Regions from separate parts of the Mus musculus genome. Here regions 2 and 3 are each linked to region 1. The links are chromatin loops, found by intact Hi-C in ENCODE. Cell type or tissue: left cerebral cortex. All regions are shown on one strand. Links, peaks and the distances in the headings refer to the core of each region. The heading gives the core; the rest is flanking DNA. Region 1 overlaps Dlgap2 (DLG associated protein 2). Region 2 overlaps Dlgap2 (DLG associated protein 2). Region 3 overlaps Dlgap2 (DLG associated protein 2).

Region 1 (9,965 bases), core at 732-8,731:
CACTGCCTTGTGCACAGGCACACTTTCCCACCATGCTCTGCTGCTTCTGAGACAGGACAAGAGCAACTCAGGAGCCTAAGTCTGTCTTATCTGCAATTGACAGCAAACAAACAAACAAACAAACAAACAAACAAAAAAACCCTTCTTTTCCACTAAAGCAGACATTTATGGAAATATTTTGAACACTTAGTTGTAAGGCTTAGGTAGATAAATGAAAGTTATGTTGAGGCCTTGAGGTCTGGCCAGTGGGTCATGGCTGTTACTGATTCTCTACTGTGGGGGGGGGGGCAGTCTTGAGCATGTGGCTCGTCCTCTTTTCCTCCAGTTTTTGACACTAAGATGTCAAAACCTTCCTCCCCAAAGTGGAACAAAGCCCATGGAACCCTTCTGTACAGCTTCCTGGGGCTGGACCATTACAAATGTTAATTTTATTATATATTGCATGGAAACATTTTGAAATTGTTCAATTCCACGAAAAGATACCTGGAAGTGCGTTGAGTCCTGGAGTCTGGGACATCTCACTGTATTTCAGTGGGAACACACCTAGAGTAGGGCGCCCGTGCTTTTCATGGGAACTCTTGACTACAGCCCTGGATGGCTGCCTGACACAAACCCATTTTCAGCCCCTTCTTGTTCCTGTCAGTCACCTTGACCTAAGGACACAAGCTTCTTGTGTAATCACATCCATGTCCTCACTGTTAACCACACCCAGCCCAAAGCATCTGTGGGCTACTGTGAGTCAACTTGTTAACTTAGCAGACAACTCACAAAACCCCAAGCATGCTAGTCCCCTAGGCTGTGACAGAATGCTAGGTCCTGTCTTGTTCAATAAACAGTAATTTCCTTCCTCACTGTCCTAGGGCTGGAATTCCAAGACTGAGGTATGGAGAGCTGGTTTCTGTTCAGGTCTTAGGGTAGAGGAGTGCCACCACCTAGCTGGTGGCAGCACCATCTGCCTATGTCCCCATGTGGCCTTTTCCTTCACTGTGTACCCCAGCAGTGCCTTTTGTTCCTGTGAGGACATCAGTCAGGCAGACTAAAGCCACATTTGTGTCCTCATTTGGCTTTGGTGAGTCTCTCAAGGTCCTCTCTCCAGACAGTACAGTGGGAGTCAGGGCTGTGACATCAGGTTAGGGGACATTCTTTAGTCTAGTACAAGGAGCCTTTAGACCTGTATAACAGGAACCCAGGAAAGAAAAGCAATCCTCACTTCTACCAAATAATCCATGTCTTTACTAGCCCATGCCCACCTCACCCAATCACTCTCCCTGAGTGCTGGGATCACTGGCTCCTCTGATGGACCCTGCTTCCCAACTTCTTAATGAGAATGCAAACCTGGCTGCTGTATAGTTCTTGGCTTTATTCCTGTGTCGTCTCATTCATAGCTTCCAGGAGGTCACACTTCTCCCAGCCCCCACCAGGATCTGGTGGAAATGTTGTCGTAGAGGAGCTGAGTTGGACCGGCAATAGTGTTTGATATTTGCTTAATGTGGATGAAGGCGGGGAAGGACACAGGCACATGAGTGGATGTCAGGGAAGACTCATCTGCCCATCAGTTGTGTGGTTTCTTTTACAAGGCACAGGCTTGCCAGGTGTTGAAATATCCCATAGTGTCATGGCTGCCAGGCCTCTGTGGCTTGTCCCTGAATCCTCTTGATTCACTCTTGGAAGCCTCCAACTGCAGAGATTACCTCCAGCCTATAACAGTCAAATGAATTCCTAGCAAAGAAAGGGTCAATAGTTGTTTTATATTCTGGCCCACAGTTGATGTAACTTACTGTCCGTTTTTCTTGTGTGCTTTGTGGAGAGATATCTGCTAGGGTATCCCTGGTCCAACATTGGCTCCAATAGGGTGAAAGATCTCCACTAAAGAGCTGGGCACTAGAGCAGGTCATGTCTACTGAGCCATGGACAATAATGGGCCAGGACACATAACACTATTGTGGTCTCATATGTCACAGGATGCCCCCTACACATCCCACTCAGTACAAATGCATCCAAATCACCCCTGCCACAAGAATGCCAGGGACAGGTAATAGAAATGCATTATGATAATAAGTTTATGTCAGTGGGCATTCAGTATAAAGAAACACAGAAGGCATTTGAGTTTGTTCCTGTTCGTAGTTTGAAAGACTGAAAGTTCAAACAGCATGGTTCAGTCTTACATGGGGATCCTCTTCCTGACTGTATTACTAAAAACTGTCAGTGGGGACAGTCTGTGTGTATGGGGCAGAGGTGCACATTATCAAGCCTAATAGAGGCTCAGGGGTCAGGCTCAGGGGTAACAATTCACTCACAATGTCTGTCTCCAAGAGACACGGGACCTGGTGTTCTCTTGAGAGTCTCACTACTTTCCAATATTGCCACCCCGAGGCCTTTGAAGGATAGGCTTAACCTTTGTGTCATCTGTAGTAGTCTAAATACTAAGAAGTAAAACCAAGTGTCTTAATTAGGGTTCACTGCTGTGAACAGACACCATGACCAAGACAACTCTTATAAGGACAACATTTAATTGGGGCTGGCTTACAGGTTCAGAGGTTCAGTCCATTATCAAGGGGTGGGAGCATGGCAGCAGCATCTAGACAGGCATGGTGCAGGCAGAGCTGAGAGTTCTACATCTTCATCTGAAGGCTACTAGAAGAATACTGACTTCCAGGGAGCTAGGACTAGAGTATTAAAGCCCACACCCACAGTGACACACCTATTCTTATAAGCCTACACCTCCTAATAGTACCACTCCCTGGGCCAAACATACAGAAACCATCACACCAAGACATTCTATATTTAGAAAAGCCTTCCAATGAGTCTCTTCTAGAGAAGGCGGTAGATATAAATGCACATGAGACTTAATCAAGGTAAGTTAAGACTCTAAAAACACCGCCAAGACCAAGCAGAAAAGCTCAGGTATGCACATTGAAAGAACAGTCTGCCCTTTCACCATTGTGTCTGTAGATCCTGATGTTGGTGGCTTCTGGAATTCTGTGCTCTGCCTCAGGTCACCGGGTTGTGATGAGCTGTATAGCTGCTCAGTCACCCACCACGTACCTCAGAGCACTGCCTTTCACCTGGGCTGGATGTGGGTGTCTACAGTTTGGACAGACTGAGCGCTAGGAGATTTCCCTGCAGCGAAGCTACAAGGAACACCTTGTGCTTGTGAATGGTGCAGAGCTTGGCTGCCCTTCCCATGACCTCAGCAAGGAGTTCTGTATCAGTATCTGTTCTCAGCTCCGCTGTAGGACATGGATTAGGGACATGTCCTAGATGGATGGGTTCCTGTCTCACCTCCAGGCCCCTCTTGGGCATTGCGGCTGGGCTGGCCATGATAAATGGGCCGGTGGGCTTTTAAGGCCAACTAGAGGCTTTCTGTGCTTTATCACAGTAAAGGAGAAACGGGAGCAAAAGAGCGGTTCTTTTAGAGCTTTGTCTAAATAAAGTTCCAAATCTCATCCTGAGATTCCTGAGTGAAGCTGTATGCAGCCAGCTCTGCTATAGGACCCAGTATTCTATTCCCCCATCACACCAACCCCCAAATCACAGCCCCCCCTTCACTGGATATGTGGGCTTAGCTGGTCTGCTATGACCTACAGTTGGTGATGGGGTAGGATGGGGTGTGAGGGCCAATTTAGACACAACTACTCAGTCTGAAGATGTTAGGATTGAAATGAATTACTTTCATGATCAAAGAGAAACGCTTCACAGATACTTTCCAGGAAGTAGCTGTTAAAGAGATTTTATTCTGCATGATATTAAGAGTTTGCTTTCTTTGCTGTATCTAGAATTGTTGCATTCCACTAGATGATATTAGGGCTCTGTGTGGAGATCTGTTTATTTCAGTGCATATACTCACTACCCACCCAGTGCAAGGCTGGGCCTGTTGTCAGCCATCCGCATTAGCAGCAGGTGGACAGTGCTGATAGCTTTGGTTATTTTCCATAGCAGTCTTCTCCACCACTGAAGGGTGACACCACTTCCCTGAGCTCAGCAACTACAGTGTTCCTCGTGAGCTTCAGTAATACACTGGACCCAGAATCTCTCTTTTTCTATGTTTAAAGTCTATGAAGTATCTCAATCCTGCAGGAAGCAGGGACTGAGTCAGACTCAACTTAGTGACACCTTCCCTAGGCTACAGTAGGCAGAACTTCCCAGCTGGGGGAATATATTCCCATGTTCCTTACAGACCAAGGTAAGAGTTTAACATAGCCCAGTGTTCTCACTGGGCTAGGCTCTCACAACCATTGTCTGTGTATCCCAGAGGCCTCACAGACCAAATCCCTTACAGCCCCGTGCTCTTACAGCCCAGTGTGAGAGTCCATATAGCCCAAGGTCCTTATATCCCTGAGTCAAAGCTACCCGGGGTCCTTAGAGCCCACAATCTATTCATTGAGACTATGCAGACAAGAGTCCTTATAGCTTAGGATCCATGTGACATTTAGCCCTGACAGAAGATGACATTAAGATGTTCTCAGTTCTACAGATGAGATGTGCCCCTCCTCTAGGTAGAGACCAAGAAGCACAAACATCTACAGGCCCTAGATGGTCCCAACCTACAAGTTGGGACCAGTTTATCTATTCATTTGGCAGACAGTTTAGTTCCAATGCTTTACCCACTTCAAGCCTCAGAGCACTGGCTGCACATGATATATACATCAGTGTATGAGTGTCCATTAACACCACTGTCTTCTCATTTCTCAGAGCAAGAAACTGAGGCAGCAAGCAGAGGTCAGGCTCCAAACTGGCAAGCCCAATTCCAGAAGCTCCGGTTGCTCTTTTGATGTCTCCTCTGCTTGCTCTGCAGCCTTTCCAGTTAATTAGCAGTGCCTGTTGTCTGTGTGTCAGATGAGGCTGAGCTTTGTGTAACGTGGAGCATCGCTCATTAACACCATTCTTGCCTCCTTAGCCCATGTGTGGAGGCATTCTAGAAACCGCGCAAGTCAGTCTCCGCTCTCCTCACCGCTGTTGCCCCAGAGTTACACATGATATTCTCTAATGAATTAAAAGCCATATGTTGCTGCTGATGTTTCCCGCATATGGCTACAACCCAATCTCAGTGGGGCATATGCACACCTCCTCCCACGAGAACATATGCTTAGAGCGCAGAACAATCCTATTTCAAGATAGAAGCCCGCTCCTCCCCACTTCCTCCTCAGTGTCTCCTGGAAACAGTAGCAAAAATAAAGGGAGGCAGGGCAATCTGGATCCAAGTAGGAGGCAGCCAAGCCTTCTCGAAGGAGGAGGACAATCTCTAGGGCCTTAATGAAAATGGGTGCAAAGCAGGAAAGCAGAACTCACCCAAAGCAAACTGGGGAACTAGGTACAGACTTTGCGAGTAGGAGAGACTCAAGCTGCAACAGCCTGTGCCTCAGCTGCCTGCTTGGCAAGCCCATGACTGTCATGGATGACGGGAGGTCCCTGGCCCAGGAATAGGCCTGCCTATGTCCACTGTCCTGGAGACAGATGCTGAGGATAGAGTCTGGAAGCCAACCAATCAGTGTGCGAGGTGGTAACTGGTCCCAGACACCAATCTGTGAACTTCTGAGGCTATGGAGGAGGTGTCTGCTGTCTCTTTTCTTGTTTTGAGGAGCGTTTCTGGACAGGATAATGCGTGTGCCTGACACATATTTTGCTGAGGTTGCTGAGCAACCTGGGATATTAGTGTCAGAGGCAAAGTCACCCTGAGGTTCAGCAGTGACAGCAGCATAGCTTGTCTCTGCCTCAGGAACGAGAAGCTGTGACTTTCTATATGGTATGCCTTGCAATCCTCCCGACTCGGCCTCCTGGGTTCCCAAATTAGGTTTTAAACACAAATACATGTCTGTCTGTCTGTATTTCTTTCTTCTATCTACCTCTATCTATATCATAGAGATCTACCTATATCTACATGTATTTTTCCTTCTATCATCTATCAATATATTGATCAATCTATCATCTATCCACTATCTATAATCAAACAATTAATCAATCAATGTATCAATCTTTATCATCTATCTACCATCTATCTATCTATCTATCTATCTATCTATCTATCTATCTATCTATCTATCTATAGAAGTATATATTATTCCTAAACTGTACTGTGTAATCCCCATTACTGAGTGATTGTGTTTCTCATCTTTGGGTGTGTGCGCATCTCTTCCCACTGAAAGATCCTATGTTCCTGAGCTAAAAGTAAAACGTGGTGTCATAATTACAGAATAAATTCTATTCTGTCTTGGTTGGGGGAAAATGATAAAACAATCAAGATAAGCAAAGGCCTTGATCCAACACAGGCACACAAGCCATGTTACTGTGAGAGGGAATGATGTCAGCCCTATGACCCCAATCAGAGACTGCTGCCTAGGGTGGGAATAGAAAGAACTTCTGAGAACCAATTAGTGGGAGGATGACATTTCTCTTTCCTCCTCATATGACTAAAAGTTTAAAATATTAAAGGAAAAATTTCTGTTATGTAAGAAGGACGGGTGAGGAAAACCGTTTCTCAGGTGTTGATCTTTGCTTCCTCTTTCCTTTATAAATATGATTTATTAAAAGCTGCATGCAGCCCAGATGTCAGTGAAGCTTCACAGAGAGGCGCTGGCCCACGTGGCTTTCCCCAGTCGTTTCCAAAAGCAAGTGTGAATGTTGTTTTTGCATGAACCTCTCTGGTGCATACTCCCCTTCCTTTATCTCGGAAGGACTTTCACGAAACCCCACAGCTTTGCCAAAATGCAGCCTGGTAATTAACCCGCTGGAGTCTAAGTACTGATTTAGTTGGTAGAAGTCAGTGGTCCAGGGCATAGCCACGCTTACTCAGCATCTCTATCCTTGCTTTTGTCTGTAGGCAGATTTGCTGGCGAGCCCTGCGGGGGAAGGTAAAAGAGGCAGCTTTGCCACTAAATGACCAGTGATGATCTCCTTCATTCACTGTTTTATTCCTGTCCCATGTCCTTTTGATGTAACGATAGGAAGACAGATCAAGTAAAGCAATGGCATGCGGAAAATTGTGGCTTCCTGGTGGTCAGTGTGTAAACCACACCAATGCCTAGGAGACTTTTTGCTCCCAGAGAGCCTGTTATCTAGAAAAAGTAGCCAGAGCAGCAGCTTGTGACAAAAATATTCTCCTGTCGCTCAACATTTGCCTCATACTCAGGTCTTCACTACAAACGGCAAAGTGGCATTAAAAGATGGGAGGAAGGCATTCTCCCATAAGAGGGATGCAAGTGAGTGTGTGCATTTGTAAGTGCCATAGCCCAGAGCACATGTTAACAGTATGTCCTAAGAACATAGACCTTCCCGGAGGCATATACTTTATTGTCAAGGCCTTTTTAGCCTTCTAGATTCTGTTTTGAACTTACAACTATACCTGATGCAAAGATGGAGCAGAGAGTAATGCAATATTGATAAGGGTGAAAACAAAATATGGTTCTTCAGAGGACAACTCAAACTGGTACACATAACGACCGGTGAAGAAAACAGGAACACCCCATGTTACATACTAGCAACCGTATAGAAACAAAAAGAGTTGTAAGTACTAGCCACACTCTTTGAAGGATGCCTGAAATTCTGCGGCAAAAACGACAGCCTGGTGTACGAACAGCCAATGGGTTGGAGGAACATTTTTCTCTAAAGAAAACAAATACATGGACTCATGTAAGTTTCTGATAAGTTGCTCAGAATCATTGGTCACAAGATATGTGTATCTGAAAGCCACAGTGGGAGATGACATCACATGCTGGAAGTGAGCGTCAGAGGGAGTGTGGAAGAGTGGCCTTGGTGCCCTCCTGGTGCACTGTGGAATACTTCTGTGGCAAAGGGTTTCAAGTTTTGGCTGCCCATGAAACTGGAAACCAAGAATTAGTAGGCTTCTAGCAAATAATTCTAGTTAAAAAAGTTCTAGTAAATAATTTCCCACGAATCCCACACCTGTGTATCTGTGCAGGCTTTAGAGCCAGGAGCCTATCAAGGACTGCACGCACGTTTTCAGAGGCAGAAACAGTGGCTGTAAGCTGACAGAAGCTAAGTAGCATGTGACATGTATGTGGAGTGAAATATTATACAGCCAGGGAGGTAAATCAGCCTTAGCATATGCTACAGTAGGTATCCTCAAAAGCTTTATACTATGAGAAATAAGTCATATACAAAATGTCCCGTAGTATATAACAGATAAATACAATATCCAGATTGGAAAAAATCCAGAGCCTATAAGGTGACAATAGTTACAGAGAGAGTAATGATAGGAAGTGAGGTACAGGACTCTGTTGGTGTGACTGAGCATGCTCAGAAGGACGTAGACCTCAGGCTGTGTCTAGGCATGTGCTACACATGGTATCTATTCCTCATGGTCACTCTGATGGTAAATAGCATGTTAGGCTTAGTTCATGTGTACTTAAAGGCAGTTTTCAAAAAGAATCATGAGAGATGAACAAGATTAGGCCAGTTAAGTTTGGTAACCCAGATAGAGTGGACATGCTCCTCAAAGGCCATGGTTAGCTGAAGGGAACCTTTGAACAGAGGTTTTGAGAGAGCATAACACATGAGGTCCACAGGAAGAGAGAGCTCAGAGACACGTACAGCCGGTGGCACTGGCCTGCTGACCAAAGGGACACGTGCAGCCGGTGGCACTGGCCTGCTGACCGAAGGTTAGGGAAGTAGGTTTGAGATGTTCTCACCACAGGAGAGCAAGCCAGAGGTCAGTGCATGGTAAGCAGCTCTGACTGGCCACTGTACATCACATGTGTGCACAAGCCTTACATGGCCCACCGTAGAGGAGTGAAATAACCTTTGACCTCTGTGGTGTTGGTCTCACTTGCTTTCCATTCACACTGGGAGCAGTGGCTTTCTCCAAACCCCAGCCTGCAGGTGGCACCCCCACAGTTTATCACCACCACCCCAGCAGGTTGAAGAGATTCTCTCAGGGTCAGATCTCTATTCCTCTGATGGCTAATGTCCCTGAGCATCTTATCACACACTGGCTGGTTTTGTGTCTTCTTTGAAGACATTCCTGTTCAGCTCCTTGGTCCATTTATCTATGAGGTCCTTTGATTTTTACTATTGAGTTGGGTTTTATTTTTTTTTTTTTTTGAGTTCTTTATAAATTACGGACATTAACTCCTCATTAGATACACGACTGATCCAGTAGTCCCTCTTCTGGGAATGTAGCCAAAGGCAATTAACTCACCACATCACAAAGGTTATCTGTCCTGTGCACACCATAACACTAGTCACAGATAGCCCAAATACAACACCACTCTGCATGCCTGTGAGCAGAGAAACAAATAGAGACACTGTAGTATTTGTGAGTGTGCACACACACACACACACTCACAGTGAGATCTTGATTCGCTTTAAGGGGAGATCCTACCTTCAATTCCATTTGTGCTGGAGGTACTGGCCAGCAAAGGGGTGGGTGGAATAAGTACACAATGCATAGTGGAAGGAGGAAAGCAGTATCTATCTTCAGAGAACGTGAAAGAGTGTGGAAACCCTAAGGAATGTATTAACATTATAAAAATGATACCCAAGCTCAACAAGGTTTTTGGAAACAAGATCTTTATGTGGAAATCAATTTTAGGAGGTATGGCACCTTGGTAGAGCATTGCCTAGTTATGCCTGAGGACCTGGGTTAGATCCTCAGCACACTAGAAACATCAGATGTCAGCAAGTCATTGTATTCATGTGGGATTCGAATGACTAATCCAAAGGTGAGAGAAATATGAAAACCTAACAGGACTTCATGCTGTATATTCTAAAAGCTACAAAATACTGTCGAAGGAAAGTAAAGAAGGACATATTAAGTCATTGAAAGCATGATCACAGATCAGATGAAAATTGACTATTATTCAAATTAAATCTATCTCTAGATTGAAAGTCCTTGTCAAGACCCAGTTTGCCTGAATTTCAGAAATGCACAACTGAAGGGCTTTGGAGATGGCTTAGCATCTGAGGACACTGCCTGTTCTTCCAGAGGACATGGGTTCAATCCTCAAGCA
Region 2 (9,965 bases), core at 1,252-9,251, 120 kb before region 1:
AAAAGGCAGCTAATCTTTAATTTAATGTAGCAAAACCAAAGCTACGGAAATAAGGAAGGTGTTGACATTCCGACTCTGTTGTGGACCAGTTTGTAAATCCTTCATTCTGGATTAGGAACCACCAGACACCAGCGGTTGCATAAAACATGAGCGCATGGGCTTTCCTTTCCTTGTGGTTCTGTGTGAGCCTGTGATCTTGAAGTCTATTGAGGGCGAGCTTCAGGGAACTCAGTGGTCCTGAGGCTAGATGTTTTGTACCCTTACTCAGCCTCACAATGCCTTGCACAGGAGGTGGTTGTCTCTTGATCTAATTTACTAGCAGTGGGTGTTGTTTTTGTATTTTTGTCTTTCCTCCTGGGGATAAGAAATTAATATGGGTGCTTAACAAGGAGGTTGTCACCTGGGCTGAGCTGCAAGAAATGGCTGCATCCTTGATGACCCCTGCCCTGCCCGAATGCCACAGCAGTCTACATTAAGCTTCATCCAGCTCCAGAACTCACTCTGGGTGGTGAAATCCATCCATGGAATACTGAGAATAGCTTTGTGCAGCCATGAACAGTGATTTCCAAATCAGCCTTGAATGAAATATCAACAACCTGGAGTCATTTTAGCAGTGGGAGTCAGGTCAGCAAAGGACGGAAAGGAGGTTGACTTGGGTGGTCATACTGACCTCTTAAAGTTCGCTGACAACCGATTTCAGTCAGCAACTCAAGTTGGCAGTTTTACTAAAGCTCTTCCGTGGATGAGCTTGTCCATCTATGGTTGTTTTGAGTCAATCTGAGGGAGACCATGACTCCTTGGTGATAGTTAAGCATTTATCTGACTACCGCTTTAGAAATCAAGGATCCTATCTGGTGGGGCTCTGTGCAGATTTCCTAAGAGCTTTGTCAGTTTCCCTGACAGAAACAAGCACTCACGTCTGCTTCAAAAGAGATGGTGAGAAACTGCCGTCGGGAAAACATGGAAGGTTCTGGCAAATCTTTATTCAGTATTTAATGATTAGAGCTGGACTAGATGCCGAGTGAGAAAGAGAGTGTTTGTCTGAGAAGATGTGGGCAGAGCTCCTATTAGAGACAAGTGACAGATGTCTCAGAATTCCCAACCATGCCAGCATTGGTGAGTTCATAGACACCTGGCTCTGTCATACAGAAATCCAACCCTGGCAGTACCACAGCTCTTCCCAGCTGTGTTTTGCTGATCCTACATAAGTCAGGTGCCTCCAGCCACCCTGGTTACGATGGTATCCTTCTCTCTAGGATAACCCAACTGTTTACCAGGCCTGGTGTGCCGCTGGCCACGCTGGTCTCTGTTTTCTGTATGAGATAGGACTGTGTATTGGACAGGAGCATATTAGTTCTAGAGCCACTTCTGATCCAGATGGCTCAGTTGTGGTTTGGTTCCTCCCTCTGTGAAATAAGGTACAAGTCCCTTATAGTACTGTCCCTTAGGCTCTCAGGAGGCAGATGAGCAAAGCACATGGTCCTGGGGAACCCTTAGTACAAGGGTTTTCCTCTTCCTCCTGGTTGGACTTCATTTTCCTCCTGGTTGGATGTTCTTCTCCCTCCTGGTTGGATGTTCCTCTTTCTTCTGGTTGGATGTTCCTCTTCCTCCTGGTTGGACTTCCTTTTCCTCCTGGTTGGATGTTCCTCTTTCTTCTGGTTGGATGTTCCTCTTCCTCCTGGTTGGACTTCCTTTTCCTCCTGGTTGGATGTTCCTCTTTCTTCTGGTTGGATGTTCCTCTTCCTCCTGGTTGGATGTTCCTCTTCCTCCTGGTTGGACTTCCTTTTCCTCCTGGTTGAATGTTCTTCTCCCTCCTGGTTGAATGTTCTTCTCCCTCCTGGTTGGATGTTCTTCTCCCTCCTGATTGGATTTTTCTATTCCTCCTGGTTGGATGTTCCTCTTCCTCCTGGCTGGATTTTCCTCTTCCTCTTGGTTGGATGTTCTTCTCCCTCCTGGTTGGATTTTCTTCCTCTTCCTCCTGGCTGGATTTTCTTCTCCCTCCTGGTTGGATTTTCCTCTTCCTCCTGGCTGGATTTTCCTCTTCCTTCTGGTTGGATTTTCCTCTTCCTCTAGGTTGGACCTTCCTCTTTCTTTCTTCTGGTGAATTTACTAGGTTTGCTCTGATCTAGTCTGTCTTCTGTTCCCACCACTTGGCAGAAAACCTGGTGAATGTGAAGCCAGCAGTGCTGTATCCTGTTTCCTCACCAAATCCCACCATACAGTGGCATCCTTACCCCATGTGCCTCCCAGGGTACTTCTTGTTCTAGGCCTCACTCACCTGTGTCAACTTTACCCCAGGCTGTACCCTTTCATCCCTGGGTACAGCCTGGAGTAAAGTCATTACATCAGGTGCCTCTACTCTACTTATTCATTACTCCAAGGCCCACTCTCCATTGTCATTCTTAACCCAGACTCCACTCTTCCATGTAAGCATTATTTCAGGTCTCACTCTGTATTTCTTTTTTTTTTAATATTTATTTTATTTATATGAGCACACTGTAGCTGTCTTCCCACACACCAGAAAAGGGCACCAGATCTCATTCTAGATAGTTGTGAGCCACCATGTGGTTGCTGGGAATTGAACTCAAGACCTCTGGAAGACCAGTAAGTGCTCTTAACCACTGAGCCATCTCTCCAGCCTTTGATCTTGTATTTCATTATAACTTCAGCTCCTTCTCCCACTTCATCATTACCTCAGGCCCCACCCTTCCACTTCAATATTATCTGGGGGTCCTTTCTACTTATGGAAACTGTAGTGGGTGGATTCATTAACCATGGATTCTGGGCAATGATACAACACCAGAAGAAGGTAAAGCAGAAATGTACTCCATTAGTAAGCAGGGGAGAGGGACATAGCATTAGCTATCATTTTTTTTTTTTTGGACTTTGAGTCAGTTGTTTTAATGACTGGAGACTCTACTTCTGTGGTCTTCAATGAACTAGGAAACATCTAGAGAGCAAGGAGCCACTGATAAGACATTTTAGTGAACAAAGTGTAGATCCCAGATCTGAGTCCCGCTTGCATCATTTCTCTGTGGTATCATTATGAGATACTCCAGAGCCTGATATGGACTGCTGAGTGATTAGCAGGGAGTAGTGCCAGTAGCCTGGTGACCAAGACAGGAGGTACTAATTCTCTCTTGGCTCTGGAGGCCAGACTCTGAACGTGAGGTACAAGCTGAGGGAATGGTTCATTCTGTAGTTTCTAGGGGTCCATTCCACGCCTCTTTACACAACCTGGTGGTGACTGGAGATCCTGGTGTTCTTTGGCTATAGAACCATCAGTCTAGTTAATTTGCCTGTCTTCACGTTGATGTCAGTGTCCTGGGATGCTTGTCATTGGTCTTCCCTAATTAGAGAGTGATCTCATCTCAAGGTCCATAATTATGTCTACAAAGACTTATTTCCAATAATATGGTATTCTGAGGACCCAAGTGGACATAGCTTTGCAGGGTGGGCGTGGAGGAAGGCATTTAACCTACTCCAGTGGTGAAGGCAACCTCCTTGCTGAGCACATCCTATTGCAGGAGCTTACTTTCCTGAAAGAGGTCTTCAGTGTCCACTGAGAGGAAGCATATGTATGTATAGTTAGTTATTCCTTCCAGTAACCTGCTGTGTTGATGGGGCAGACTGAAGAAGATCTGTATTGGTTTACTGGGTTTTTTTAAAAAAATATTTAATTATTTATTTTATGTATATGAGTACATTGTAGCTGTCTTCAGATGCACCAGAAGAGGACATCAGATCCCATCACAGCTGGCTGTGAGCCACCATGTGGTTGCTGGGAATTGAATTCAGGACCTCTCCAAGAGCAGTTGGTGCTCTTTAACTGCTGGGTTATTTCTCCAGCCCAGATTTACTGTACGCATATCATGAATATTAAAGCAAGGTTTTGCTGTGGCTACTCCTTTACACTGAGTAACCTCAACACAGATTCCCCACTGGGGTCCGGAAGCACATTCCCTCAGACCAGTAGCAGCACACTATAAACTTTGCAGCTTAAATGGTTGAGCCACAACGTACTTTAAAGGAGTATGTTAGTCTAATTTGGTCCAAACATAGTGTGTCCTGTCCTAAGCCAGTACTATGAATAGTGAATTGTCTAGCAGAAACCCTGCCTTTTCCAAGTGAGCTGTCAGGCCACTGGAGTAATTCAGGGAGATCCAGGGAGGTTTTTCTAGGACAGTATTTCTGAATGTCTCCTGCAGTATTTGCACAGTGGCCAGGCTCAATGGCTATTCTCTTATCCTTGGTCATCACCAGCCACTGTCTCTGTAGACATGTCGGTGGAGGAATCCAAAGCTCTAATAAACCCAAGCTCTTTGGTTATTCTGCATGTGCTTTTAGAGAAAGTTACTTTGCTATTATGAGGTTTTAGGCATAGTCCTTTGGCCATCCACTGGGCACATAAGGTTCTCATTATCTTTACCAGATCACACCCTTAACTCTACTAGGATTCTTGTGTGTAATGTTTGCCTCCTCGGGTGGAGTTTCTGTACTTCAAACATAAGTGATCAGGTTATTTTCTACCAGGACACCTGCAACTGAAGCAGGTGTAAGGATGTGTAGATGCCAGCGGTCTCTGGTCTGCCCTCCCATTCCCCCTCCTGCTTACAGTTGGTTCTTAGCCCAGTCCGGTATACTGAAAGATTGGAGTGGAAGGCTTGCCTCTTTCCCCTGCAACTTCTCAGATGCCAGGGCGCTTGGAATCTTCAGCATGAGTTGCTCGTGTAGACGGGCCTCTCCGAACACCCTGCCCACTCACTTTTATGAAGACCTGTGTCGTCAGCTCTGTGACGCTTCGTAGGAAGTTGCCCATTTATGGCTACTAGAGCAAATGATATCATCACAATAGGTGGCTCCTGTCTAAATAGGGATCGTTTGTGAAATGAGATTATAGGCATTTATCTGAAAGAGCAAGAGACAGAGCACCTGCTCTCCGTAATTGCTGTCCCGGGGGACAGCACTGTGCTCTAATCAAGGCGTCCATCTCCATGGCTAATTTTGTTACCAGCAGAGAGCTTGCGTTTAGCGCTCAGTGCCAGGCAGCCCCCATATCCACATGGAATCCACTCCAGATCCATGTTTTCTATTACGCTTGAATATATGGGACATGCATAGGGATCCTATGCCCGCCACCGTGCTGCAGTGTGCCTGTTTTGCAGAGTACCGTGGATGCCTAGTCCAAGCCGAGGCTGACTGGAGCTGTGACCACTCACTTGGTCACCCTGGCCTCCTCCTTCCTTTGCAGCGAGGTTGAAGTGCCTCTGCGTGCATAGCTTCCCATCTGCTGTGGAGCTGCCTTGCACTTCACATTCGGATGCTGCAAGGCGTGCAGCAGGAGTCTCGCTTCGGTAAGTCAAAGGTGACTCATTTCTCACTTTCCCTGTGTCTTGGATGTAGACTTTACTAGTTCCGTGGCCTCTGGGAAATGATACTTAACTGATCAGCACTCGACCAGCTAAACCGACAGCTGCTTACCTCTCTGTACTTTGCAGCATGTTTTTTTTTTTTTATGTTTTTTTTTTTTCTTTCATTGCTCTGTTTCATAGACCTAGGGTTGTACTGCTTTCGTAAGTGAAATACTCATGTCTTGATAGATGGTAGTGACAGCCAGGAGACAGCACTGCAATCCAGGGAGCATCCTCCATTCTCTGGGGGGACTTGGGGGAGATGGTCTTGCACAGCAATCCAGGACCATAGCATTGTCCTAGGCAGACAAGTTCTGTCTCTAATTAACCATCATTTCGATAGTCACCAGATACTGGAGCAGTCTGTAATGCAAGCACTGTTTTGGCTGGCTCTCCTTTTATTTCAGCAAAGATGTGGCAACTGGGCTGTGGGTTCCGTGATCCCCTGGGAATGAGTAAATCCAGGGACCTTAGGTCATTAAACCTGTGTTTCATAGGCTAGCAAGAGAGAGAAGCCTGCGGAGAGGGCTTCCTTTGTGTGGCTGAGTGCAGTAAAGGGTTTTGAGCTCTTCCCAGCTGCAGTTGAATAGGATGAAAGAGGGGAGAGGTGCTGGGATGGACACCCGCTGGGAAGAGCTGTCTGTGCCCGGTCTTTATAACCAAAGCCCCTTCCAAAGCACTAATTTCGCGCTTACCCCAAGTAGCCCTCCTTGGCTTTGTAGGAGGAGATGGTGTGCAAGTGTCATGGACTTGCTGAGCTTTTGAATAAAGCGTGCTTTGGAGTGCACAGTCTGACAGGGAGCTCTGAGAACCCAGCCAACTGCTTCACACCAGCCAGGAAGGTTTTTTTTTTTTTTCCCCTTTGCAGCGAGGAACTGTGTAGCTGGTCCAGCTGATGTGGCTGGTCCCCAGCCTCCTCTGGGTGAGCGAGCCACAGGGATGAAGATGAGGTGTGCCTGGTGTGGTCTTTCTCCGCACACTTCCTTCTCACTCTGCCTTGACATGTTCCGTTTTATTCTTGCTTTCCCTCTGGAAAGGAAACACTCCTCTCCAAAGAGCACGGCCACATCTGGCCACATCTGGCCCCTTCCGGGCACCGAAGAGACTTGTTGTTGCCTCCGCATCTGGGTAGTCGCTGGCTGTACACATTCCCCGTTATAAATGGCTGAGTTTTCACAGGGAGGACTTGCACGCTGCAAAGGACTGAGCATGTCCAGAGGGAAGCTGCCATTGGCTTCCGCGTTTCCAGGTGGATATCGACTGCTTCATTCATAATTCTATCCCCAGAGCTCAGGTCTGTCACCTTCCAGGAGCTCAGTGTCCAGGAGGAATTTTGTAGCCTTAAGTCTATTCCCAGGTGAGGGTCAGTCCATTCGACTTTACCCAGCCCTTTAAATTATGCTTCATCGAGCAACAAGTATTTTATTACCCACAACCACCCATCACCCTTGCCCTTCACCCGAGAGAGCTCACAGGACCACACTCGACATCCCAGTACTGCATGGATGTCCCAGCCTTTGGTTGGATTTGTAGCCCAAGTTGAAGGTTGCTGCTGGAAGTAAGCCTAGAGAGACGTTTAGATCACAGCACAGTTAGACATCTGCTAGAGAAGCAGGCCACTGGCTCTTTCCCTAAGTTTAAACCCCGCCTTTACATGTATCCATTACTCAGTGCTAAGTGTATTTAAGTAATGTGTACTTTTTTTTTTTAAATCGAATCAGTTCAATATAATTAAAGCAGAAGGTGGGGCAGTAGAAATGAAGTATGACTTTGTGACAGTGTTCACCCACATGTAACCACAGCATGTGCACACAGGTCTCTGGCAGACATTTCACAGCCCTGCTGTGATGCTGTTTGAGGCCTCTAGGTATTTTCTGGACAAACTTTAGTTCTCTCTCGTGGTCTCAAACACGGCTTCCAAACTATGTGCAGCCTTTGCTTTCTAGACTAGCGTCATTTTATATACATAAAATGCAAGTTTTGATTTTTGAAACTTACTTCATGGAGTGTGTGTGTGTGTGTGTGTAAGTAGTGTGCCATGTATGTATGGAGGTCAGAGATTGACTTTGGGGACTGAGTTCATGGCTTTCACCTTGTTAAGGCGGGGCCAGCCTTCTGTCTGCCATGCATAGGGTATTCCAGCTGGCCTCTGAGCTTCTGCCGTGTTTTCCTATCTCACATGCTGTCTCTGCAGTAGTGCGAGGATCACACATTGCATCTAGCTTTTCTTCTTTTTTTTAACCAAAAAGATTCTGGAGACTAAACTTGGGCTTGCATGCTTGTGAGGTTTGTTCTTTCCCCTTCTGAGCAATCTCTCCTCCCTGAGTTTTATTTTTTTGTTTCTCCTTCAGTGAATGGGTCTGCACCTCAGTGGGGTACGCTGAATTCCGTGAAGTATTCAGTCAGTGCAGGCTGCTGAAACTCCCAATATCCTAGACCGTGGGAGCAGAGCTCTGCAGTCCTCTGTGCTGTATTAGAAAACATGGTCTTTCCAGCATTATCTTTCTTCATGGATCATGCCATGAAGCCATGCTTTATCCCCCTCTTACACAAGCCTGATCCCCCATGTCCCACACGGGTGGTCTGAGAAAGGGGCAAGGAAGGCTGCTGAGGAAGAACTACAGATGTCAGAGGAGGTAAGAGGGTACTTAGGAAGGATGCTGGCATGACTGTTGCCATTGAGATAACAGCAGACACCTACGCACTGTGTGCTTCCAGCCAGTGTACAGTGTGTGGGATATTTCTGAATCAGTCACACCCCCACATGTTAATGGTGTGCTTCCTTTATGCACCCAGCAGCTGAAAACACAGTTATGCACCCTGGGCTCTGTGCACACAGCACTCATTGACGCTGGAGCTCTCACACTTTGAATCAGGAAGTTGTTTATGGAGATGCAGCTGTTACCTGAAATTTGCATATTAGATCATTATTTTATTCATGACTGGTAGTAAAATTAGCATTTTCGTCCAACTAGCATGGAGGGAAAAAAAAGTCTTAACGTTTCTCTGTGAAGAATGGCTATTGTGAAATGTCTTTCTTGTCTGCATATATTGGTTAAAAGCATGTTGCTCCCTAGGATCAAAGGTAAAACAGCCCCTCAAGAACTTTTTGTTTCTCTTTTGTGGCGAAACCCTCCTCTCTCTAGTTTGGAATCTAACGTCCTTTGGACAGTGTGGCCTCTGAGTTGCAAATGCATGCCTTGAGGTCGAGCCTCGGCATTGATCCCAAAACTGCAGAGATCTGCCCGTGCAACCTTTCAGCGGTGGTCACGGGAAGCCTCTGCTTATGTCTTCCTTCTAATGCAGTGTCTCTCAGGCATGCACCACCTTCTCAGACCATCCTGTGCCTGTTCCCTCACTCTTGTACATGCTTCTTTGATAACAGAGACTGAGAGTCCTGATTGCCGGGGTCCACAAGTAGTATAGTCCAGGGCTGGCCACATGGCTATGGGTAAAGGCACTAGCCCGCAAGCCTGATAGATTATCTAAGTTTGATACTTAGGACTCAGATGGTGAAATGAGAGAAATAACTCTTGAAAATAGTCTTCTGACCTCCACCTGACCTCTACACGTGAGCTGTGGCATGCATACACACACACACACACACACACACACACACATACACACACACAGCCATAGTAGTATAGGTTAGTGCATCTGAGTAACTTGGACTCTTAAGAATTCTAAGATATCTTCTTAAGCCATTTGCGATTTTTAGTCTAAGAGGAGATAGTGGCCTCTGTGAGCACATGGAGACCTCCTTGGACCTTTCCTGAGTTCCTTGTCCCAGTCCTACACCTAAGGGTTTGATTTGTCACCTGAGCATGTTCGCTGGGTCGCAGTGCAGGATGGCTTAGCAAGGACAGCTCCCTCCACCCATTGTCCTTAGCATTTGGTTTGGTCTCTAGTGAGAGCCCTCATCTTCTGTAAGCAGTTCCTCTGAAGCAGGAAAGAACAACAGGGAGTTCCCAGAAGTGAATTCTAGTAGGTGTTTCAGCAACGCTTGTCTGTTGCTGTGATCAACACCGTGGCCAGAAGCAACACGGGAAGAATGGGAAGAATGGGATGTATTTCAGATGGCAGCTCCCAGGTCATTCTTTCACTGAAGGAAGTCAGGGCAGGAACTCAATGTAGGGACCTTTGAGCAGGAACTTGAAGCAGAGGCCTTGGAGGAATGCTACTTACTGGCTTATGACTTCCTCATGGATTTCGAAGCTGGCTTTCTTATACAAATCAGGACCACCAACCCAGGGGATGACACTTTGCACAATTAGCTGAGCTGCTCTACATTCATCTTTGATTTAAAAAATAAAAGTTGGCCCCATAGGCCAATCTGTCGAGGGCACTTTCTCAATTGAGGCTCACTTTTCCCAAATGACTTTAGCGTGTGTCCGGTTGACAAAAGCTAGGCAGCATGGAAACCAAGTCACACTTCCAAATAGTCACCAACACCTAGACATTTCTGTGGCCACAGTGGTTTCTTGGCTCCTAGCAAAGGGACCAAGAGTCCTTGGCACCTGGGTCTGGAGCCTAGCTGCTCTGGAATCTGTATAG
Region 3 (9,965 bases), core at 1,206-9,205, 390 kb before region 1:
ATTCTTTTATTTTCTGAAACTCTATTTTTCCTCTAGTAAATTCGCTAAAGGTGTATTTAGTTTATTGAGGCTGCCATAATAAATTGCCATTAAGTTGGTGGCTTGCAATGACATAAACATGTATGTAGTCTTGTAGCTCTGGCTGCTAAAAATGTGATCTTTCCAGTCTTTTTGAGCTTCAAGTGGCTTTAGGTGGTCCATGACTTGTGGCCACACCAGTCTCCCAAAGTCTCTGTATTCAGATGGTTTTGTATATACCTAAATCTCTGTGCCACGGAATACTTCTGGTTTACTTAGGGCCCTCTTCCAGAGACCTGGGATTAACCTCTCACCAGAAAGTCCTTGATGAGCAGACCTTCAAAGACTTTTCTGCCCCAAATAAGGTCAGGTTTATGGATTCCAGGAATTTGATAAGAACTCCTTGGGTACAACTTTGGTACTCCAGTAACATGACCACTTCTAAGAACTTTAAAACTATTAGTCAACTGTGTCTTAGGCCAGCAGTGCCCAGAAGCCAATGCCAATTTTGCTATAGTCTCTGCAGTCATGGGGATGACAGAGGCCAATAAGAGGATATAGGCAAGAACTTCACAAAGTGTCAAAGGACACCTGGTCTCCTTGTCTCCAAACAAGATAAAGGCTCAAGGAAGATGAGAGAATATGTAGGGTTTTTTTTGTTGGCCCAGATAAGCCATAGTGCATGTGATCGTTGAAGGAGCACCTTTACCCTGAGAAGGAGAACAGGCTTTATATATAAGTAAAGGATCAAAAAATTTAAACCAATTAGTAAGGAAGGAGCTGGAGAGCATTTGAGAAATGGCTGAGTCACAAAGGCACGGCAACAAAGAGGCAAATTAAAGAGTTACTTTGTCTAATTTACCAAATGGGTTATCTTTTAAAATAATGACCACAAGTGCTTTTATGTGTGATTTTCAAGGTGACTACAGCTAGAGTCCCTTGGTTCATTTGCCTGGAGCCTGCCTTCTCCTCAGCTCCACTGTATGTCTGCCAACTGTGTGTACCTTGCAGCTGCCCCTCCTGGGCCTCCAGCTGATCCCAGAACGCTGTGTTCTGTTTTGTAATGAAATGTAGACTTCCTCTGTGAAAAGGCTTAATGGGATAGCATTTTTAAAAAAGAATTCAAGCTGGCTAAATTTAGTTTCTGAACGGTGTCCAGTCTGGAAATAAATCTATTTTGAAATCTTCATCTCAGGGCCCACTCTTCCACCTGGGAAGGTGCCCTGGCCAGATGGTTGTTAGCTGGAAGTTTCTTCTTTTACCCCTCTGCCAGCAACAGGTATTGCTAGTCCCTCTTGCCAGCGCCTGCTATTTGTAAATACCATGGAGCTTAACCATGCTGTCCTTCTAAGCATTGGCAGTGGAGGGTCTGTATGTCTCCTGACCTTCCTCTGACTCTCTCCCCATCTTCTCCTTGAGGGCACCACAAAATATTAAGGGTTATAAGGGATTTGCCTTCTTCTCAGTTCCTGACTTTGTCCTTCCACTAACTCTTAAGTTTCTGTTACTTCTGGCTTCCTTTTTTACAGGCTTTTTTTTTTCTCCCTCACAAAGAACTAGCCACTTGTTACTACACAAGAGGCACACCATCTATATCTCTGAACATAGCACCCAGGGTGACTCCTAGGCTCTGAATCATCCATTTTTATCTTCCTGCCACTTGGAGGTGTGGCAGGTGTGTGTCCTGTGCTCTTCTTACAGTATGATATACTTGGCAGTTCATGGTCATCACACTCACATGCTAAAGGCACTACAGACAGGCCTTTTCTGAATTTAGAATAAAGAGGAGGGGCTGAGCCTCGGCTCCACCCCGACTTCCTGTTGTAGCGACCATTATTGCTTTGCGCCTGTCCCTTGTACCCCTTGGATGAGAAGCTGTCTAGAAGGTTCACATGGCTGTGGTTAAAAAAATGAGTCAGACTTAACCATTGGCCTGAAAATCCCATGGTCCAGTGAGAAGCACAGACATGAAGGTTGTATGGTGCAGGGCAAGCAGAGAGGTGGGTTGCTGGAGGCTCCTGGAGCGTCGGCCAGGCACAGTTGCTGTAGAGATTTGGTGTGGCCGTTATGTTTCTGTGTGGGAGGCACCACAGAGGAGCCTTGGCTTCCTGGCTTCATTCTGACCATGAGTTCTGTGCCGAGTGCAGTGAGTTCTGTCCAGGCGTTGCAGATACTGGGCTCTCCTTTGAAATGTATGATTGAGGAGATGGAAATGGTGGTCAGGACCGTTCGAGTAAGGTGACCTGGGAGCTTAGTTCATCGAGACCCCTCATGGACAGCACAGCTAGACACACAGCAATCATCCTTCTGTGTCCGCTACGTTCTGCAACTTCTGAAAAAGGATGCTCGTCCTGTGTCCCCAATTCACCAGGCTTTACTGACTGTATGTCACTTCCTAAAGCGTGCTCATCAAATTCTTCACTGACTGAGCCATCTCCCAGCGCAAGATGTGTTCCGTGCTGATGGGGCTTCACGATGAGGATCGTGAAGCGTTCTTGCTGGTTCAGCTGGACCCATGCTAGTGGGCGTGTGAGGAGCAAGTGGGCGGGGACAAGTGGGCGGGGACACCGAGGTCCAGAGGATGAGTGGCACCTTCAGTGGGTGATGCTTGTGAATGAGGTAGGAGAGGGAGATGGGTAATTATGAGAATCGACTCATGCTCGTCCCTGTTCCCAGCTGTTAATTTTGGAAATGGCAAAAAGTTGTCACTCTGCTCCACTGTCAGTCTGTTTCTCCTACATTTTTTTTTCTTAAAAGACCAAGCAGTTACAAACTAAGAGAGAATTTGACCTTGGTGCACTTAAGTCAGCGACAGCCATCTCTCTTTTGCAGACAGGTAACTCAGAATCCATTGAAAAGTTAGGTAATCTTTATGGGTGGGACCTAAACCTGAAATTTTACACCTGGTGTAACAATATGGCAAAGATCTTCCTACTTCTTTACAGAGAAAGGATAAGGCTTACTTCTCTGAAGAATTGCTACTACGTATCTCAGAACAATAACTTAAATACACTTCAGAGACCCATCCCATTTAGGGGAGTGAGTTTGTTTCCTTTTCTGCATTTCTGGCTAATAAAGCTAGGACTTATTTACACGAAGGTCCTTAGGGGAAATCAGGGAATGCAGTCAATAGAAAGAACAGGAGTTAATGAAATCATAATTATATTTAGTTTAACTGTTTGCTTAGAAAAAGCAATGAGAGAATTGCAGTGAGAGAGGAGGGCACGGAGAGCTTGAGCCTGGGACAGGCGTGTAAGGAGTAGCCATGTAGGTGAGATACAGGGGAAGTGGGAATCCCAGGGAGAGTGGATGGAGGCACAGAAGGGGAGCAGCGGGAGGGCCTGGGAACCAGCCTAGAGGCTTCTGTGAGTTCTTTTGTTCTCATCAGTCAGACACTGTGAAAAGTGTGTCAGTTCACTGGGTTAGGACCTTGACTGCTGATGCTTGGATGTCTCACACTGCCGTTGTTTTGGAACTTTCGCTGGAGATTGTTGTAGTTGTGAGTTTTTAAGCCGGCTGTGGTAGGAACAGCACACCCAAGCTTGTGCTGTGTGCATGTTGTGTGCACTTCAAGAATTGTGTTAGGAGCTTCTAGGTAGCATGGTGTTAGGCAGTAAGGGTAGCTACCTCAGGGTATGTTGGGATTCAAGATTAGTGCACACAGGCTCCACCTATGCTTGGAGTTCAGAGCAGGGCTTGGAGGAAGTTGATTAAAACCACTGAGTTTTAAGCATTATTGAATGGTAAGGTTGATGCTGGGCTTGGGAGAGCCTTTGAGGTTGCACACGTGAGTTTGGCATATCTGTGTGTACCTGTTTATGTGTATGTTTAGTTTAATGTGCATGGAGAAGCCAGAAGTCAATGTTGGATGCCTTCTTCACTCTTTATTATTTATGTGTTTGTATCTATTTATTATGTGTGTGTGCATATGCATGCATGGGTGGGTACATGTGTGGATGTCAGAGAACAATATGAGAATCACTTCTCTCCTATAACATAGGACCTGAGGGCTAAACTCAGGTCATCAGGCTAGGCAGCAAGAGCTTTTACCTGCTGAGCCATCTTGTCTACCCTATTTTAGTTTTCTTTTTCTTTCTTTTTTTTTTTAACAACAGGTGCTCTCACTGAACATGCAGCTCATGACTTGACTGGGCTAGCTGGTGGTTCATCTCCATGGATCTGCCCTGTCCCAGCACAACACTGGCTATCCTACAGGCACACACCACCATGACTGACTTTGTATGGTGGTGCGAATCTGAACTCAGGTTCTCAGGCTTGCATAGCAAATACTTCATGGATCGAGCCATCTCCCTGGCCCAACAGGCGCTTCTGATGCGGCTTCACGTTGAGGATCGTGAAGCATTCTTGCTGGTTCGGCTGGACTCACATGCTAGTGGGCGTGTGAGGAGCAAGTGGGCGGGGACAGGTGGGCGGGGACACCGAGGTCCAGAGGATGAGTGGCACCTTCAGTGGGTGATGCTTGTGAATGAGGTGGGAGAGGGTGATGGATGAGCACCATTTAGGAAATGACGTGGTTGCACTGAGATGGGGAAGAGGCACTGGGTGGGGGTGGGGGATCACTCCAAGGCTTTCTGGCCTCTGCCTGCCAGAGCAGGGTGGGCAGCCACCAACCCACTCCTTGAGAATGTTCTCTAATGTTTTTATTTAGCACGGTGCAATCTTGTATATCTGAGATTTTAAGATGTAATAAAAATGCATGAACTTCAGTTTGCCAAAGCCGGGTGTGAGGTTGAGACTTTGTGTTTCTTCTCCCTGATTGGATCTTACCGAGGCCTCAGGATGGACTTCTGCTGGGTCAAAAAGTACAAGCTGAGTCCTTGCAGGGTCAAGCCTCACATTTTACAGGCAGGGAAACTGAGGTCGGGTCCCAGAATTCCTTGCTCTCCCACCCAGGCTCGGCGCCCGACCACGCCTCCCCACACTGTGCTTGAATTAGGAGAACATTCTTTCAGCAGATCTCCACGCCTCCGGTCTCTCTCGGCTTGAAACCATCCTACACACAGCTGCTGGGATAATCTTTCTAAAGCCATTTTTATCATGTCACTTCTCGGCACGATGTTTTCGGTTGCCTTTTGTCACATCCAGATTTCTCCTTTCTGGCTCTCGGGGCTTTCTGCAAAATGTCCTCTTTCCCGGGGTTCACGATGAGCTTTTATGGGAAGCTGCCCCATATTGTGTGATTCCCTACGTTCCTTGTCATTTCCTGCGGCTAGGCCTCTGCATCAGCCTTGTTACCCTCCCGGAAGGTTCTTTAACAACTCCTGTTACTTTTCTTCACCGACCCATGTTCATTCCTCACCTCGGAGCCCTTGCCTTATTTGAATTCACTGCTACAAATCCTTTCCTTCCCCCTTACTATTCCTTTGCCTTCTGGCCCTCTTTAGCAGCTTACAGTCTTACATAAAATATAATAACCCAGCAAACCTAGGGTCATGTGATTACCTAACTTGAGAAAACAAAAACGGGCAAACCGGAACAACAAAAGCACACATGCTCAGTGGCACAGCCCTGCGAAGTTGCTTTGGAAAATGGTTTCCGCTGGGTGCTGGAGATTGTGTGGTCACGCCATGGCCGTTTGTCTTACCAATGTTTTAAAGAAGGGTGCTTTGTGGTTGAGCTGCTCCCACGCTTCACTGGCTGGTAGCATAGTCCGTAAGTTCCCAGGAATGGCATTTTGCCACAGCGAATCCTTCCTCTGGATCCATGGGTGTGCCATCAGAATCGTATATCATTACCAGTAGCCAGTTCTTGGTGCTGAGTCACCTAAAATGGCCCACAGGCAGAGAAGGAGTTTGGAGTCACTCTGCTTTGCATATGAGCTCAGGTGGCTCTCCTTGAAAGGCCACGTGTCTTTCATTTTCTTCTTTTGGATTCATGAATTTAGCAGTGTTTGGGTGGTGTTGAATTGCCCAGCTCTCTGCATTGGAGTCACTGAGCAGAGTCTGAGTTTGTCTGATATTTGCTTATTAAGTACTTGGGGCATGTGGACCAGGTGTCAAGTGTCTTCCTTATTTTTGAGTTTATGGGTGTGACTTCATGGTGTGATGAGGGTTACATGGACTTGGCTGAGCTGTCCACAGTTATTTTGTTTGTGAAATGGGCACCGGGATTGTCTTGCTATCCCCACACATGGTTGTTACACAGATCACTGTAAAGATGAAGTTCCTGAGGCTTGCAGAGCTGGCTCTCCAGGAGGCAGAAAGCTGGAGGGATGTGAGGTTTCCTTGCTCTCTGAGGGATCTTCTGATCACTGCCCACTCTGCTCTTTACTGTATGGTGTATTTTGTCAGATCCCCATTGACAGAGCTCAACTGTATTTATAAAGCAGTCCTGGGAATCTTTCATTCACTGAGAAGAAAGGTGTATTGCCTTCTATGGGTTCTTTGTGTAAAACCAGCTGCTTCTATGAGGGACACATTCCTTCATGTTGTGAATCTTGGTGTCTGGCTATTAAAGTCAGATCTAGGGCTGCAGAAGTGAATTAGTAAGTGAAGCCCCAACTTTGATTCCTAGAGTCCAAGTAAGGAATAAGTAAGTCAATAAAAAGGAACAGGCATGCTAGTGTGAGTTTACAGTCCCAGCACTGGGGAAGCAGAGGCAGAGAGGCAGAGAGGCAGAGGCAGGAGGATCTTTGGGGCTTGTTGGCCAGTCTGCCTAGGTTACCTGAGCCCTAAGCCAGTGAGAGACCTTGTCTAAAAATAAAACCAAGATTGATTGTAAAAAGTAACTTTTGTTTGATGATGAGTGATTATCATCAGAGCCTTACTGCCTCTATCTGCTAGTCTAGGCCTACTCCTGGAAGCTTCTAGCCTCTGTGCAATCTTATCTAGTCCTCGAAGTCTCAGCCTCTGAGACTTACTACTGATAAACTCACCCTTTCTAGTTCTTTCTGAACTCTGGTTAGCTGGTTCAACTCAGCTGTTCTGCCTCTCCAAACTGACTGATTCAATCTGGTTTCTCTCTTGGCCTCTGACTGAATTGCTCTGCTTGGCCTTATGTTAATTTGGGCAATCTGTTCTAATCTTCTTGCTGCTCATTCTCTGGCTCCTTCTGTCTTCACCTGTGTCTGGCTCGTTCTCTCAGATACCTGTCTCTCTATCACTATTCTGGCAAAACTGCCTTTCCTCTCTGTACTGCTCCCTTAAGTAGCTTCCCTCCTTTCTCCTCTTGTGAGAGTTGGGTGTATCCTATTCTGTCAAATCTTTCTCTGATTTGTCACTTTGTCTGCCACTCATTTAGACATCCCTTTCAAATATGGGGCCTTCCTTCCACAAACTAACTTTACCTTCATTGTTTGGGATTAAAGGTGTGTGCTAATGGTGTGTCTGTGTTCCATCCAGAGTAGCCATGTTGCTGGATTAACATCCCTCTACAGCCGATCATACCTGAAGAACAACAGCTGGCCCACACATGTATTGTACATACATATATACTCATACATACATAGATTCACACACTCACATACATACAAATATATATATACATACAAATATATATGCATACACACACACACACACACACACACACACACACACACCAACCCCATAAGTAGTGAAGAAACTATCAACCAGCATATATGAAGTATTACTACAGGGTAAACACACTTTTCTGAAATGTGTGCTAGGAAGGTTTTGAGCTTCAGATTTTTTTTTCAGATTTGTTGATACTTATATAAATATAATGAAATACTGTGGGCAGAGTTCATTTATGTTTCATATATGTATAATCTGAAGTAATAATTTTGTTGAATTTTTAGTGTGCCTGAAGTTGGAGTCTGTGTTGTCATGTGAGGTTAGGCATGGAATTCTAGAATCCATGCTCAGTTGATACATGGATTTCCTAGACATTTTCTAAACATTCCCCCTGCATTGTCGCTCAGCTCTGGATCTTCAAGTGCAATGCTTGAACAGCTAACCCTTTCCTCTAGATCTGGGGAGACAGTGAACAGTCTGGGTCCCCTTTGCTTCTGCACCTGAGTCTAAGGACTGTGCTATTTGGTGTCATGTGTCTCTTGTCTTGGTGTTTCTCTTTCCCAACTGTACCCTCCCATGGGTGACAGTGTCCTATCCAGCCAAGCATCCTACGACACTTGACAGTGTGCTTATTGATGACGTCAGAGACCCTTTAATGATCACTCTGCTTTTCTTCCAATGTGTATGCTTTCTGAAGAGTTATTTTATTAAGGTACATCGATCAGTATGCAGATTGCTGAGTACACACACACACACACACACACACACACACTAACATTTCCACTTCCTTTTGTGATGGCCTCTTCTCCAGAGAGCCATGGTTATCTGCAAACCAGCCTCACCTTGGGGCTCTGGTTGTCTGTGCAGAAGCGGCTAGAACTGGATGATCCGGTGGCGCACAGTTGTTCTCAGGTCTAAGCACGTTTCTTTTCTACATTACTTGGACGTAATTGTTTAGCGCAATGGCCCCTGGTTTACTTTTCCTGAGATGCGTTATGTTCAGATGCCGTACCATCTAACAAGTGAGTTCCCAGGCCTGCTGCTAAAGGATGAAGACATGGCTTCTCCCTGCTTCCCAGCACTTTAGGAAGTTTGTCAGACTTGGACCACAGATTCAAGCCCCAGGACAGGGACTGCTGGATTCCGAGCTGGTCAGTAGACCAGGTGATCTGCCCTGCTGGAGGGGTCATTAAGCGTCCTGCTGTCGTGAGGTGTCTTTAACATTGTAGGTCTTATTATGATTATTTCCTTGCAAAACCTAATCTTGCCTCTAGACTGCTTCCCACAAAACAGCAGAACAGGCGGCAGTAGCTCTTGTTTCCCTACTGCTTAATTTTAGGTGGATTGAGTGAAAGAATTTAAAGATAACATGAAATATAGGATTGTGTGCTTTGTGAGAGAAGTTTACCTATTTGCTCATATATTTAAGGAAAAAAATGCAACTGTGCACAAGGAATTAGAGTGGAAAGAGAGAATGCCTTACTCTGCTTCTCTGCCACCCCAAGGCGGGTGAGTACAGTTAGGACATCGTAACAGAGTGGAATTTCCCACCTCCACTGCAGACGACAACTCCCTGCATCGTCATCTCACATCCTAGAGAGTCTGTCTGGACCAGCTTCATTGCCCGTGACCCATGGCTTACGTGGTGTGCTAGCTAAGTTGTATGTTAACTCGACACAAGCTAGAGTCATCAGAGAGGAGGGAGCCTCCATTGAGCAAATGCCTCCAAAAGAATGGGCAGCAGGCAAGCCTGTAGAGCGGTTCCTTAATTAGCAATTGATGGGGGAGGGCCCAGTGTATGTGGGTGGAGCCATCCTTGGGCAGGAGGTCCCGGGTTCTATAGGAAAGCAGGCTGAGCAAGAGCAAGCGGTCAAAGAGCAAGCCAGTGAGCAGCACCTCTCCAGGTTCTCTGTCCTGATTGAGTTCCTGTCCTGACTTCCTTTGATGATGAACAGCAACGTGGATGTGCAAGCTGAATAAACCCTTCCCTCCTCATGTTGCTTTTGTCATGGTGTTTTACCACGGCAGTAGTGACCTAACTAGGACACAAGGGGACTCTTCACTCCTACTGCTGCGTTACTTGTTTTGTGGGCTTGGAAGCACACCAGAGGTATGCGCCTATACCCCGAGTTCAGCCTTGTATGCTCACGGCTTGCCTTGCTGGTGACTGCTTCTGAGTGTGGGTCTGTCTCCTCAGGGCAACCCCCTGCCTCCTCACCAGGGTGTTTCTGGTGTCAGCTGCTCAGCCTGTCACTGGGTTACTGCTTTTAGTCTCTCCCTTGGCTAACTCGCTAGCTCCAGCAGTGAGTTCCACCTTTATTTCTTATCCTGGCCACTCTAGGCATTGTCACCCGACAGCCAGCCTGTGTGTGGAGAGATGCTAGCTCCTCTGAGCTCACTGAACTTCCAGTTTCTCTCTGCAGCCCAGCATTCTCTATGGCGGATGCTATGCAC

What was found. Hi-C counts contacts between places; a loop is a spot of excess contacts. Peaks named below come from ENCODE experiments on the same cell type or tissue, not always from the same donor. Only the 100,000 strongest peaks of a DNase experiment are listed, where the experiment ranks them.
Region 2: a loop joins it to region 1, with 4 times the contacts of the local background. A loop is called at or near these places in 2 of 42 quality-filtered maps.
Region 3: it touches region 1 in a loop (10-fold over the local background); 2 of 42 quality-filtered maps call a loop at or near these places.

The regions. Positions count from the first base shown.
Region 1 is chr8:14,497,174-14,507,138 of GRCm38, forward strand. The region is part of intron 3 of Dlgap2 (DLG associated protein 2); the gene reads left to right. Among named protein-coding and RNA genes, the nearest start is that of Gm26184, 230 kb to the left of the region's middle. In left cerebral cortex, for the core only: no CTCF peak of the experiment used is centred there; DNase peaks (open chromatin) are centred at 3,989, 5,143 and 6,649; H3K27ac peaks cover 610 bases.
Region 2 is chr8:14,376,835-14,386,799 of GRCm38, forward strand. The region is part of intron 3 of Dlgap2 (DLG associated protein 2); the gene reads left to right. Among named protein-coding and RNA genes, the nearest start is that of Gm26184, 110 kb to the left of the region's middle. In left cerebral cortex, for the core only: no CTCF peak of the experiment used is centred there; DNase peaks (open chromatin) are centred at 4,829, 5,067, 5,990, 6,172 and 4 more places; H3K4me3 peaks cover 2,926 bases; H3K27ac peaks cover 1,781 bases.
Region 3 is chr8:14,108,448-14,118,412 of GRCm38, forward strand. The region is part of intron 1 of Dlgap2 (DLG associated protein 2); the gene reads left to right. Among named protein-coding and RNA genes, the nearest start is that of Dlgap2, 18 kb to the left of the region's middle. In left cerebral cortex, for the core only: no CTCF peak of the experiment used is centred there; DNase peaks (open chromatin) are centred at 2,133, 2,549, 4,490, 5,037 and 1 more place; H3K27ac peaks cover 4,037 bases.